2 separate regions of the Homo sapiens genome follow, and region 1 is linked to region 2. Evidence: read pairs that join two places in POLR2A ChIA-PET (ENCODE). Cell type or tissue: PC-9. All regions are shown on one strand. Each heading gives the region's core, and the rest is flanking DNA. Links, peaks and the distances in the headings are about the cores only.

Region 1 (5,930 bases), core at 1,931-5,930, 230 kb after region 2:
AATCCATAAGTATATAGATATCTTTGTACACTCAAACAAATAATTCTGGCTGTTTGAAAAATTATTGCTATCTAAAATTCTCTAAAAAATTAATTGCAATTAAAAGTTAATTTTACAGCCATTTGATATGATGTTCTTATTGTACTCATTCTGATACCATATATATATCATCATGTATATCTAGTCCATTCCATCCAAACTCCTTTTAATATTGTGACTTTTATATTATGTATAATGTGAACTCTAAATAATCAATATTTTAACATCAAATAATTGTATTTAATGTTTTAAAACATGGAAATTAATGCAATTGTAATATGTGGTAATATTTAATAAATCTAAAACTATTTCAAGCATTTGATAGCACATACTCATTGAAAAATTCTTGTAAATGTTTTTAAGGCAGAAATATTTTCCATCTTTATTATTAACAGCAAGTCAGCCAAAATCTGATTTCAAAAGAAACGGACTTTTATAATTTAACACTTCTGTAACCATTACTTAATTTTTGACATATATCACACTGCATGTCCGAAATATGACAGTCAAATAAGTGCTGTAAAGAGACACCTATTTTAAAATATACTCAGATGTGTTATGAATTTGTGCTTTATAACTGTTCAAACTTCAAATTCTTTTGCTATGTTTTGGATAAGATATCACTTATATTAATGTAAAACAAACTTCATTTGCTCCATTAGCATATATTAAATAATGAGGAATGTTGGTTGATTAATATACTAAACAGTTCACTTAAGATATAATGAAAGAACCTATAAGCATTTGACCATTTAAAGGCAGCAAGCTATGCCTCTGCACATATGAACATCTGTCTGCATTCATAGATTTTTTTCCTTTAGCTAGAAATATTTTCTTCTATTATATATTTACTTAACTCTTCTGGGGAACAATCCAAGACAATTATTTAGATGTTAATTATTCCTTGTTTGACTTCCATATCTATCTTTTTTCACCTATAATTTTATGTAAAACCTCTCATTTAGTAAAGCTTACTTTTTAATCCCATGCATACAGCAAAGTATATTTCTCACTCTTACTTACTCAAGTACAGCTTGAGAAAACTGTAATATTCACTGCATTTCTACCAGAGTTGTTATTTACGCTGCTACATAAAATGTTTTTCATAGAGATTCACTGCAAGCAGATTTTTCTCTTTCTTCCACTTTTTGTTCCTTACCTTTTATATTCTTCATCTGGGTAGATAACTGTAGGTAAAAAGATGGGCAGAGATATATTTTTCTGTGTGACTTACTATGAGGCTCCAGAGGAACAGCAGGCGTGACGTCCCAGTTCTCTACTTTTTCATACCCACATCTATAATTTAGGGGATTGATGATGGAGAATGCACTTGACATCTTCTTTTTTTTCCTGTTTTTATTTTATTAAAACTTAAGAATATAGTAGACTAAAAGTTATGTAGATTTTTCTCAATCTGCCTCTTAGTTACATCAGCCTATTAGAGAGAAAAACATATATTGGGCAATCTTCATTTTTAATCATGTGAGTTTCAAATTTCTTGCATTTGCTTTAAAATTTACAAAATGAGCCACTGATAAATTGAAGATGCTAGCCAAAAATTAATTTCAAATAAAATGACAACATATAAATTATTACTATGCCAACAACTTTTGCTTTAAAATATAAATTGCAGTTTTAATAATGATAGAATATGTAATAAAATTAGTATGGCTAAAACTCGGCAATAATTAAAATTTAAGTTTTATTTCATAACTTACTGTGACTTTCAGTTAGTAATTTAACCTCACTGAGTTCTATTAAGCCTTGTGTAGAGTTAAAATCCACCTCGTAGGGTTGCCATTTATTAATATATAATTAATCAAAGTTACCTTTGCAATACTACTGAGTATCGATAGAAGTAGTATTGTAATAATAGTATATTTAAACATAATCTACTAATTAGTACATTATTATGAAATAGGTAGTTTTGCTTTTTTATTAATTACATTTGAAACTGGTATTTAGACTGTTTTTGGCACGATGTTTTTCTCAATAATTTGTAAAGTCACAATGGTAAAATGGCATATTAAATAATGATTTATGTAACTGGAAAAAAATGTTATTTAATGCTTTTTCACGGAAGTTTAGATTTGCCTCCATTCCTTAAAACCTAGTATGGAAATTGCATTTAAATTTCTCTCAGTATATTCTCTTATTTTATTTTATTTTTTTTGAGTCACAAAATATTTCTTTGAAAGATTTAAAATCGTCACTTTCCGTTACTATATAAATTCAATTTGGTATAAATTAATTCACTCAAAATATTAAATGAATGGCTTAATGTTTATTGGCTGTATTAAGAACATGTATCAAGTTGCAATGGATAATTATGATGATATAGGAGAGCTAGGAAGGGAAGAGTGTGGTCCCTTTCAATGACATGGAAGCGGGGCAGGGAAGTGCTTGTAGAGAAAGGAGGGTCCCTTGGCTAAAGCTCCACCCCCACATACCTAACGTGAGGACAGACACTCCTGCTTTTGTGCCCAAATGTTGCATTTTCCAAGACCACCCTGACCCTCCATGTCCCTATGCTGGGCCTATAAAAACTGAGACCCTAGAGGGCAGACACATAGGCAGCCATATGTCAAGAGGAAGACATCAGCAGAAGGCACAAGAGGGTGGATGGCGAGAGGGCGTTCAGGGAGCACACCGGCAGAAGAGCACACCGACAGACGCCGTCACACTGGCAGTCCACTGACTGACAGGCCACTGACTAGCAGGACGAGGCAGAGTTTGGCTGGGGTAGTCAAAGGAGATCCAAAGGCACCCTGTGGTCCAACTCCAGGGGAAAACCATCTCCCCTCTGGTTCCCCCATTGGCTGAGTGTTTCTTCCCTTCTGGCTCCCCCATTGGCTGAGAGCTACTTCCACTCAATAAAACTTCGCACTCGTTCTGCAAGACCACTTATGACCTGATTCTTTTGGTACACCAAGGCAAAAAACAAACAAACAAACAAAAAACACCCAGGATACAGAAATCTCTCTGTCCTTGTGATAAGGAACGGGGTCTAATTGAGCTGGTTCACACAAGCTGCCTACAGACAGCTAAACTAAAAGAGCACCCTGTAACACACGCCCAATGGGACTTCAGCTGTAAACATTCACCCCTGGACACTGCCATGGGTTCTGAGCCCCACAGCCTGCCCGTCTGTATGTTCCCCTAGAGGTTTGAGCGGGGGGGCCCTGAAGCAGCCAGCCACACCCCTATCGCATGCCCTGCGAGGGGGACTAGGGAAGCGTTCCCATTTCAATAATAGCTGAAATTGCTATCTAATATTGCCCATTTGAAGGCATTTTACATTCCTAGCATAGACATGTTCTAGGTCAGATAAGAAGACACTTAAACATTGATTCGGAAATTTGTAGAAATATAATAAAAAACTGTATTTCCAATAAGCAACTTTTAGTATATTTTATGTTTTAGTGATTGAAGCTCTTTTCTTTGACATTATGAACACAGTTTTTTATTCATTAAGTGAGTAAAAGGCTTGTTTTTCCTCTCTTAATAATGATAAACAATGGTATAGCACTTGTGAATTGAGACCAGTATGTACACAGTAAAATTGCAACTTTCAGAAAGACCACTAGATGTCCCTACACGACACTTTTTAGAAAGAATGTACTTCAGAATTACTGTTGGATGAGTAAATTGAAAGTGATAGTGGACAAAAATAAGTACAAACAAAGTAAAATTGATTTTTTTTTCCAGAAAATGCAATACATTTTATAACAGAATGCATTAATGTGGATTTTTAATCCAAAAATATATTTATTATAGGAAGTATCTAAAGCCTCTGTCACTATTAATATAGTTCCTTAACAGCAATGACTGGAGGATATGCACTTCAAGAGAAGGAGTTCATAGAAGTATGGGTGTTTGTTGTAACAATCAAGGACTCCGCATGTAATCAGGGAGGTACAACTGAAGCCCAAATGTAGAAGGACAGCCTGATTTCAGGCTGGCATTGAGATCTCAGAGGAGGCTGTAAAGGGGTTTTGTAGGGCTTGACGTGGAGGACACCTGGTATGATGCAGGTGGTGCCAATTTATAAGTGAATATAAGAACATACACACACACACACAGAGGCAGAAAACAAGACATGAAAGAGGAGAAACAAACCCAATAATTAGAGACAGATCTAAAAAGAATCAGTAATGAAATACAGTCATTGCAAGGTGCCTGGCATGGGAGAAAGATCTCCAGCCACCCTCACATTTAAATCTCCATTTGCCCAGATGGTAGATCCCCTCAAAAACTGCAAACTCCCTCAAGACCAGCACAGGGTGGGCTGATTAGTACAGTTCTTTGCGTGGAAACAACACAGCTACTACCCTCAGATAGCTCCACCCATATACAATAGCAGTTGGTCTCGGAAGTGTACACAAGACCGAAGACATGAGAAAGGGCTTATAGGATATCTTAGAGTATAGAATAGAGGGAAGCTCCCTCACCCCATCCCATGTGTACCACTAGTAAAGTTAAGCTACATGGATATTCTGCCCTATTGGATTTTTCTGAATCTTCCATGATTCAGAGCTGGCACCTGATGGTTGCTTGTCCATTGTAAAAATAAGAAAAATGAGAAGGAATGGACCTACAGCTGTAAGCAGTACCTGACAATCTCATCTGAAAGAACAAAAGTGTACTGGAAATACTAACTATTGTTTAAAGCATATTATAATATAAATTTGTTAGATAATAGGTAAATTTATTTTAGGGCCATGTGATTTCCAAGAAGTTTGGTTATCATTTTAATTATTACACAGGATGAATCCCAAGCTTTCCTAAACTTATGAAAGGCATGCGGTCACTTGTGCTTTAAACTGAAAACACTTTTCTATTAGATACTGCAGAATACAGACAGCCTTGAATGAGAAAGTCTGCATAATATGTTTTTCAAAGTCTGAAGGCCAATTTTTCCAGTGCATATGTAAAAATACATTTTATAATTGGACTTATAAAGCCTAAATTTATTTTTATATCAAACTTATACACACTTTAAAATTTTACCAATATATGATTTTCAAAAACTAGAAGTCTTATTTGCTGAAGTAACCACTAAACATGAAACCTCATCATAATAAAATTGAAGTTTTATTAGAAGAATATTCTATAATGTATGATAATTTCTTTATTTTTTCCACATTAACTTGGAAAATAAACAGAAAATAGGTGTTATGAACCATTTATGGAGATAATCTTTTCTTGTGTGAGTGAGATGAAAATATTCCCCAACTCTCTTCTTTTTGGATTTTTCTGGATCTACTAATCTCTTGTATACTGCTCATTTTTTAACCAAAATGTTATTGTTTCTGTGTTTAAAATAATAAATACTGTTTTATTATGGTGTCTGCAAATAATAAAAAGTGTACTCTAAAGCTGTACTGGACTACTTATAGAGGTGATACAAGTTTCTGTTTATGACCACAATCCGCATGCATCATTCCAGACACATAGCAAAGTTAAATGAAATGTAAAAGGAGAAAATTAAAAACATGAGAATTTCTTAAAAAGTGAAAGAAACAATGACAGTCTTATGCTCATAGTAAAATGAAAAACTGCAGTTTACAGCCTGTTAATACAGCATCTGTTTCCTACACAGGGGACATAAATGCACCCTTGGAATAGGGATTGAACCCACCCATCCATGAACTGCCTCTGTGACTACCTAGGATAGCTCCAATTTCTCAAGAAAAGAGGGCCCCAAGTTGAAAATGTAAGACCTAACCCAAACTATGCATCTTGGAATCTTTATAGAAGAAGAAAAATCACCTCAGAAGACATGTCTGAGCTTACAGAAGGATTGTTAAACAAAAACTGGGAAAGCAGCAGACAACTGCAAAGAAACAGTGCTTATAACTACAAGTCTGTCCGATTAGGAGATACTGACA
Region 2 (8,817 bases), core at 2,206-6,205:
TCGCTCTGTCCCCCAGGCTAGTGTGCAGTGGCGCGATCTTGGCTCACTGCAAGCTCCGCCTCCCAGGTTCAGGCCATTCTCCTGCCTCAGCCTCCGGAGTAGCTGGGACTACAGGCACCCGCCACCACGCCTGGCTAATTTTTTTGTATTTTTTTAGTACAGACGGAGTTTCACCGTGTTAGTCAGGATGGTTTCGATCTCCTGACCTCGTGATCTGCCCACCTCAGCCTCCCAAAGTGCTGGGATTACAGGCGTGAGCCACCACACCCAGTGAAATTCTTATTTTTTTATGAATATGGTGAATTAAAATCTGTCAAAACAGATATTCGTGTCATTCATTTTTGTAACCAATCCACAACTCATATAATATACTTCACATAGTAGGCACCTTACCACCCCCACAACAACAAAAAAAGGTAAGTAACAGCTGCAAGCCAATCCAGAGAGCTGACTTCCTTCTTAGTTTAAACATATTTTATGAAGCAGGCGAATGCTCCATTCCATTTGCCTGATTCAATAAGAAGTTTAAAGTATTATATTTAAACAGAGGTAATATAAAACCATCTGCCAAGCCAGTCAAATGTTTTTCTTTTTCTTTTAATCACCACATAGGAAACATTTAGAACAATAAAAGTGGTAGAGATCAGTTTTTCAATCCACAGTGTGGTGATTCAGTGAACAAAATTGAAATCTGACGTTGTTGACATTTAAGATTATTGGTGGTCAGCTAGAGGGGAAAAAACAATATGTAACATGTTTCTCTACATGACTTATGTTTCTAGTTCCTGTAAAATGTCAAATTGAAGGTGACAAGGAGCAAGCTTTCTACTTCAAAATGTAACAAGAAAAGGCTCAAGCATGTGGTCTACAAAGACTTGCCGAACATCATTTTTACTGACAGCTAAACAGAGTTTTGCTTATTTCATGAAGGCAAATCCAAACAAACCTATTGAATTTTTATTACATTTACTTTTAAAAAAAAGCCAAGCTTAGTAATGGTATCTTTTCGGGATACCACTGTTGTTCTGTATTAACATATATATGAAGTATTTCCTATATATGAGGACCCATCTGATACTGATTTAACAGACCATAAAGGAAGTAGTAGTTCAACAATTCTGGCAAATGATTTTTTTTCCAAGGGGGTTTAGGATGCATTTCTCCTAATATATTCATTTATGTATTCGTCTAGAAAATAAAATGAGTAACTTGCTGTGGTAACCTTGGTATGTGGCAAAGAATAATAAGATAAAATCCCTGCCTTTAAGAAACTTACTGTTTGTTTAAGGAGAAATGCCATCATAATGCAGAATAGTAAATTCGTAAACAAGGCATATGGGAGCACTGAGGAAAGACACCAAACCTCAGTAATGTGTAAGGAATGGCTTACTGCAGTAAGTGATGCCACATTTGCAGAATGATCATGAGCTCTGCTAGCATAACAGATACCTAAATAAATTATTCCCCACTAGCCTATACCTCCTTTTCCTTATAGTTATTGAACATTTATTGATCTGCCAGCTATATTTTGACAACCTAATTCACTCTATTATGAACCAACAGAAAATCTGAAGACTTTTGTCACACAACAGATTCGAGGGATTGCCTTTTAGTTTTGTTTTTGAAAAAGACATATTTAGGTATTGAAAAAGCTAACAAAATCTAACTAGCTAACAAAAATCTTTAAGTTAATCTAACTTTTATTGTTCCTTTTCCATTTTGAGGCTGATCTTTTACTGGGTTGGAGAACATATGTAATGTATTTTTTTTCCTTTTTCAAATAAATGAAAACTATTTTATTTTGTATTAGGTTGGAGAATATATCTATATCCATATCTGTATAATTCATCAGGAAAGGGAGACCTTTCCTGGACAAATGGTTTTTGTTAGCATAATGTAATAGAATGATTATAGAACACAAAATCTATTCTTTTATCCAAACTATGAGATGCAGAAGTACAAGCCCATAATGCTTCAATTCCTACTATATATTTACATGTAGAAGCCAAAACTACATTGAATCAGCCTGAAGAGTTGCATCCAAAAGGTCATATTGGATTCTGTCCTCATCGTGAAGACTGCCAGCTCTAGTAAACTGAATGCATGTGATCTCAGCCCCAATGACACCAAGTAGAAAGATGACTTGTACATGTGGAACCAACAAAGCCGTAAAGGTTTCATTTCTTCCCCCCTCTTAGATAACCCAGCTCAGGGGACAGAAGTATATGACCTTTAGTTCCTGGTTGGCACAGTGAGATCTTAGATCCATCTTTAATCATCTAGCCCCTTTAAGTTGCTGAGGTAGGAATGCAGAAGGAGGAAGGGGTTAGGGCAGAGAAGGAGAGAGCATCTCTGTCTAGTGAGCTACACAGATTTACTTTCATTTGTTAGCAGCAAGATGTCTGCTTGCAGTTCAACCAAGCAATATTCAAATGCATGTGTTGCACCCAAAGATATACATAATGGGGAGGTAGGTGGCAATGTCATCATTCTAGACATTGTGTATTTTTCCCTCAGGAGTCTCTTTACCCAGCTGTTCCAGCCAAAGACATAGCGCTTTCTTTCTAGTATTAGAGGGTTTGCTCTTTCTGGCCACTGTGAGCTTGGCTCTCACCAACTTCTTGGGGGAGCCCACCTTAATCTGAGGCATTTGCTCTCCATTAGCTTGATGATATCTCATAAATTCATGCCTGGTTTCAATTTAAGTGCAAGGTAAGTTTCCCCGAGTAATCAGGTTGACTGCAAAAATTTATATTTTGGGGGTTTCATGTTTCATTTGCTAATGGTCCACCTTCATCAGCACTGTAAACACCATCTAGGGCACTAAATGCCAGTACACTACTCAATGCATCATCAACGACTTTACATGGGAATTAATCTGTTTCTGAGAAATCTTCCTGAGAAAGCTGAAGTTTACAGGTAGTTTCCAGGAATCACTTAAAAACAAACAAACAAACAGAAACAACTCAGATGTTTTACTGTCATTATCAAAAAGATCGAAGGTTGACGTCATAGATTGCAGGAGTGGCTGAGCTATAAGACTGCCCAGCTGTTGCCGATGTTATGGAAGCATAACAAGGGTGAAGCCGCTCACTCTCTCACCTCACAATTGATCTAATAATGTATTTGTGTTATGCCCATAGGCTACAAGTTTCCATCTATTCTCTCTCAATATAGGTGCTCAGCTATTTAACCTTTTTTTTTTTTTTTCTGAAAGGAATTGGAAACTTTTGGCTTCCCAGGACAAATCTTAGTACTGGTTGTTAAAATGGGTAGATGCAAGGCTGACTGAACCCCTGAAAGGGAGTTAGCAGCAGGCCAGGCAATGTTCAGGCATTTGTCTCTGAACCTACTTCTTGGTAGGTTCAGCCTGCAACCATACCTCCAATAACTGACAGAAGGATGACATATTACTTGATTGACCATATATTTTAGTCAATATGTTTATTAATTCTTATGGACTTTCCTCATATCATGTTAATCAGCTCATGAGGTCCTCATCCTTCCTTCCTTTTTCAAAAATCCATGTTCCTCTCAGCAACCCCATCTTTATCACCAGAACTGTTAAGAATTATGAAAGGACAGAGATTTTTTTTTCCTTATGTGTAAGTTAACACATTAGCCTGCTGCAGCTTCATGAAAGCAGAAGACAAGAGACTCCTGAGTCAGAGACAAAGGATTTTATGACTCACACCAACAGTCATATCCACAGTATTGGCTTTTATCATGCCAGATATCAGAGCTGCAATTCCCATAGGGCAACATGAAGAGGGCTAGGTGACACCTCACATACACAGTGGATTGTGTTACAGAAGAACCCTGAACTTTTTATATGGGTGATTAAGCTTGACTGTGCTTTGTGCCAAAAGGAGATGTTATTTTTATTATTCTGGTCAGTAAGCTGGCTACCCTTTGCCCCAGAAGATATCTCTATCTTGCATAACTGGCTTATTCCTGTCAATTCAGTATATTACTGAGCAATGCCCATTCTTTCTCAATAAGGGTATCATATATTTCCATATTCCTCATTTAATTTAAGGTCAGATGCCACACTTAGAATTCTCTGTGGAGGTTACACTCTTAGTGGGCCATATTTTACCATTGACTATCATGTCTTGGGACAAAAAGTTGTAAAATGATCCTGATTTCAAAATAACTGCCTAACATAATGATAACTATTCACAATGCAATTAGACTCTTGCTTTCAAAATGTGTAAAATGAGAAATGCAAAGAAAGTTTAAATCTACTGATGGCAGTAAAAGAAGAAAAAAATACAAAAGAATATGCACAGATAAAACATGCAAAAGTATTTAGAAGTATTATTTGTGTGTGTGTGTGTGAGAGAGAGAGAGAGGAGACAGAGAAAAGCAGGAGAGGAGAGAGAAAATCTGATGTAAGGAAAATTAGGAATAGAATTCTGAAACTGTGTTGAACCTTTGAACCTTTTTAATTCCTGTTTTTCACACACATTAGACTATGTGAAACCGGGTGTTGGCATTACCACAAATTTCCTAAACTTTTGGTCTTCCCTGTTATCCTTTGAATGGCCTGATATTATATGAATAAATCTCTATTTCTTGCAAGGAAAACAACAGCCTAACATTGATGGATATCCTAGAATTACTTTGCTTTGCATGGCTCTCTTACTAAAATTGTTTTAGCCAAGCAAATTTTACTGGGGGTTTTCAAGCAGAGTTGGATGGATTTGTTTATATCACATACTTTTTACAGCATATACATTAAAAAGACAGTTTTCAGAAATTTTTTTTTTCCCCAGACTTTGGGGAATACCTGAGCAAGGTTGTCTGTTGGAAGGGTCCCAGGTTGGACAGGACTGGGCCAATGCTAGTAGTAATCCTGCCTGGTCAGTCTTTGGCTGGGAGCAACCTGGGTTTCAGCCTTCAGTGGAGGCCATTGGTCAATTATGCATCCAGCTGCAGGTTATCTTGAAAGACATATGAATGGAACCACTCTATAGCCATCCCAACCTACATGGAGAACTTTTCTTGCCCCAACTTGTTTACTATATTAGAACTTAGCCTCCATTGTGTTATGTTCTGGCCTCTGCTTCTTAATTTTTTGGGATGTCATTTTATTGTCTTTAACTACAGTGACCCAATATGAAGCTCAGCCTTTAATCAGCTTCAATAACAGCTACCAAAATCACTCACACCAAGCATATTGGGATTTTACAGACTTTACACATTTTTAATCATCTTGAGCAGGGTTTAATCATCTTGAGCATGCATCTCTTAGCTATGCCCATGGGATCATCCCCCTGGTTGCCACGACTATTTTCTACATCCCCACTTTTGATCACCTCCTTCCAGGTTGGGGCTCTACATTCTCCCATATCACTTATCTAGATAGCCTTCTTCTCTCATTGGCACAAACCACACAAGGACCTAGAGTGATGCTCATATTCAACCCAATGCTGACATTAAATTATGCTTTTCAGGAAATACTTTGTTCCCTATGAGGACCTCTTGACCAATGTAATATACTGTCATTCACCACCAGAGACTTGTGACTTAAGAATTTTAACCATGCCAATAATTTTCACTCTGTAAAGTTTGTTAAATAGCATGGCTAATTCAAAATATTATTCAGAGTTGAGATAATTTCAGAATCCAAGAGTCACATGAAATCAGATAGAAGTGCACTTTTTGGCTGTTCATTTCAGACTCTGAAATAATTATTTTACTGATTACATTTTTATTTCCAACCATAAGACCTGTTACTTTATTCCAAATAACATACATTCTAACTCCCTCATGTAGAATATCTACTGCTGCTGTTACTGCCCCAAACAAACAATATCCAAAAATCAATAACAACAAAGTCCTGTTGCTGTATCATGGCAGAGAGCAGTGGCCCACTCCAGTCACTGGAGATTTATAAAAACTAAGTGTTGCTGATGGCTCTCCATTACTTGGTAACCACCTTGATGTTGAATTCTGCATGTGTGGTATGTTCATGTTTCAGTTGTTCTTTTACCCAGAAAATCTCTTTATTGGATGAAGCTTTAGAAATCCATAGTTTTGCAATCATTGCTTACTGGAAGAAATAATGCAAAACTATTAGAACTGAAGAAAATTTAGTCATCAGTTATAAATAAATTAATAACTAAACACAATTATCCCCCAAATTCTTCAAAACTTAATAGAAAAATGAAGCAGAAGAAAGCATTTCATTTATCCTAGGAACAAATATAAAAACACCTAAAATAAACTTAACATGAGGCTTGAATAAATGGAGAAAAATATGTTGTTGGATGATATAATTTAATATAATATGCATCTAGATTAGTCTCAAGATGATATATAAAAGTAATGCAATTATTTAAAAATCTCAAAAATAATTTTAAATAAAAAATTTTACTATTATCAGATTGGCCAAAATCCCAAACACTGAGAACACTAAATGCTGGCAATAGGCTTTCCAACATTGTTGGTGGGAATACAAAAAGGGACAGCCACTGTGGAAGATAGTTTCCCAGGTTTTTTAAATGAAACGAGACATATTCTTATCATAGGATCCAACAGTTGTGCTCCTTGGGTTTTACCCAAATGAACTGAAAACTTATGTCCACACGAAGACCTGCACATGAATGTTTGTAGCAGCTTTATTTATAATTGCCAAACCTAGGGCACCACCAAGGTGTCCTTCATTGGGTAAATGGATAAACTGTCGTACATCTGGACAATGGAATCTTACTCAGCACTAAAAAGAAATCAGATATCAAGCCATACAAAGAGGTGATGCAAACTTAAATGCAAATTACCAAGTGAAAGAAGCCAATCTGAAATGGCTTTATACTATATGATAGCATATGTATAACTATATGGCATTCTGGAAAAGGCAAACCTCTGGAGACAGGAAATGATCTGGGTTGCCAGAGGTTGGGGGAGGGCGGGACAAATAGGCAGCGCGTAGAGGATATTTAGAGCAGTGAAAGTATTCTGTATGGTACCGTAATGGTGGATTCATGTTCGTAGAGATTTGTCCAAACTCATAAAATGTACAATATCAAGAGTGGAACCCTAATGTAAATAATGGACTCTGGGTGATGATGTAGGTAAATATAGGTTCATGGATTGTAGCAAATGTTATACTGTGGTTTGGGATGTCTACATGCGAGGTTGTGAGTGTGGAGACCGTGGTATATGGGAACTCTTTGTACTTTCTGCTTAATCTTTCTGTACACATAAAGCCACCCTAAACATTATGAATTAAAAATGATTATGTATATACAGGAAAGTAAGCATGTTAGAGTTACTGATGTATACATTATAACAAAATTTATAGAGTTAATAGGAATGATGGTATTATAATACTCACAGATGAATTATAAGACATCCAAACAGGGCTAAACATTTTAGTTGTATTATTTTAACTGATAATTTCAACCTCATAAATAGATATGTAGTTCCTTTGTAGTTTTATCAGTGAGGAAATTGAGACTTAGAAGGTGAAGTATCCAAAGCCACCTAACATGTAAGTAGTACCTCTGGGATTTGAATTTAGTTGCACCCCTGAGTCTAAGCTATTTCCTCTTTGTCTTGTACACCTAAGCAAAATTTTAGGACATGGTGACAAAGTTGAAGTGTTGGAATACATATTTTTGGAATAACTAAGATAAATGTGTGAATTAAAGTCAGCACTTTATCTCAAAATATCAGTGAAATAACAAAGAGATTCAATATAAACTGAGAAACAAATGACACTAATATAGATTTATATACTTATGAAATTTGTAAGGCTTTTTTTTTTCAAGTCTAAGGATGAAAGCAGAAACTAAAGAAAATACCAATAGATATGACTCATGCAAAGGATAAGAAGCTTACATAAAGAACGACACTAAAATTAAAAAGGAAAAAAAAGTCTTGAAAAATTATTGCAACATATACAAAATAATTCATATAGTTAATTCTTTAAGACTTTTAAAACTGATGAGAAAATATCTTCCCAATAGGAAACTGTAAAAGTACCAGAAAAGGCATATTCCAATAAAGTCATGGAAATGGCCGCTGAGTGTACTTAAAAAAAAAAAAAAAGATCAGTTTACTAAGTCATAAAATAAGTGCACATAGCACAGTCACTAAAAATATTTCACCTATCTAGTTGACAAAAATAAAAATAAGTGTTAATTTTTAGTTTTGATTAAGAGTTGAGGAGAATGGCCCTTAGTGTACACTGTGTAAATTGATACAAACTTTAACCCAATAAGAAATTATTGGGTACAATATGAATTATTTGGCTGATGAATATGCTAAAAGCTCTGACTTCACCACTACATGATCTATGCATGTAACAAAATTGCACTTGTACCCCATAAATTTATGTAATGAAAAAAAAAGAAAAACAATTTGAAATCTCTTATCAAAAGCTTTAAAAATGAGGCCAGGCATGATGGCTCACACCTGTAATCCCAGTACTTTGGGAGGCCGGGGCGGGCAGATCACCTGAGATCAGGAGTTCGAGGCCAGCCTGGTCAACATGGTGAAACCCTGTCTCTACTAAAAATACAAAAAATAGCCGGGCGTGATGGTGGTCTTCTGTAATCCCAGCCACTGAGGAGGCTGAGGCAGGAGAATCGCTTGAACCTGGGAGGCAGAGGTTGCAGTGAGCCGAGATCGTGCCACTGTAAGCCAGCCTGGGCGACAAAGTGAGACTCCATCTCAAAAAAAAAAAAAAAACCTTTAAAAATAAGCATATGGTTCTACTCCTAAATTTCTAAAAGCTTATCCTAGGAAATGTATATGAAACAATTTTACAAAGGTTTAGCTCTTGTAGCATTATTGTAAGACTAAAAA

The links. ChIA-PET counts read pairs that join two places held together with the same protein. Peaks named below come from ENCODE experiments on the same cell type or tissue, not always from the same donor. Only the 100,000 strongest peaks of a DNase experiment are listed, where the experiment ranks them.
Region 1: POLR2A ChIA-PET joins it to region 2 with 5 read pairs; 1 of 35 experiments calls an interaction of 5 or more read pairs at or near these places.

The regions. Positions count from the first base shown.
Region 1 is chr18:67,198,131-67,204,060 of GRCh38, reverse strand. No RefSeq gene overlaps it. Among named protein-coding and RNA genes, the nearest start is that of MIR5011, 120 kb to the right of the region's middle. In PC-9, for the core only: CTCF peaks have their summits at 3,459 and 3,660 (motif pointing right); a DNase peak (open chromatin) is centred at 3,620.
Region 2 is chr18:67,420,859-67,429,675 of GRCh38, reverse strand. No RefSeq gene overlaps it. Among named protein-coding and RNA genes, the nearest start is that of DSEL-AS1, 91 kb to the left of the region's middle. In PC-9, for the core only: no CTCF peak of the experiment used is centred there; a DNase peak (open chromatin) is centred at 3,765.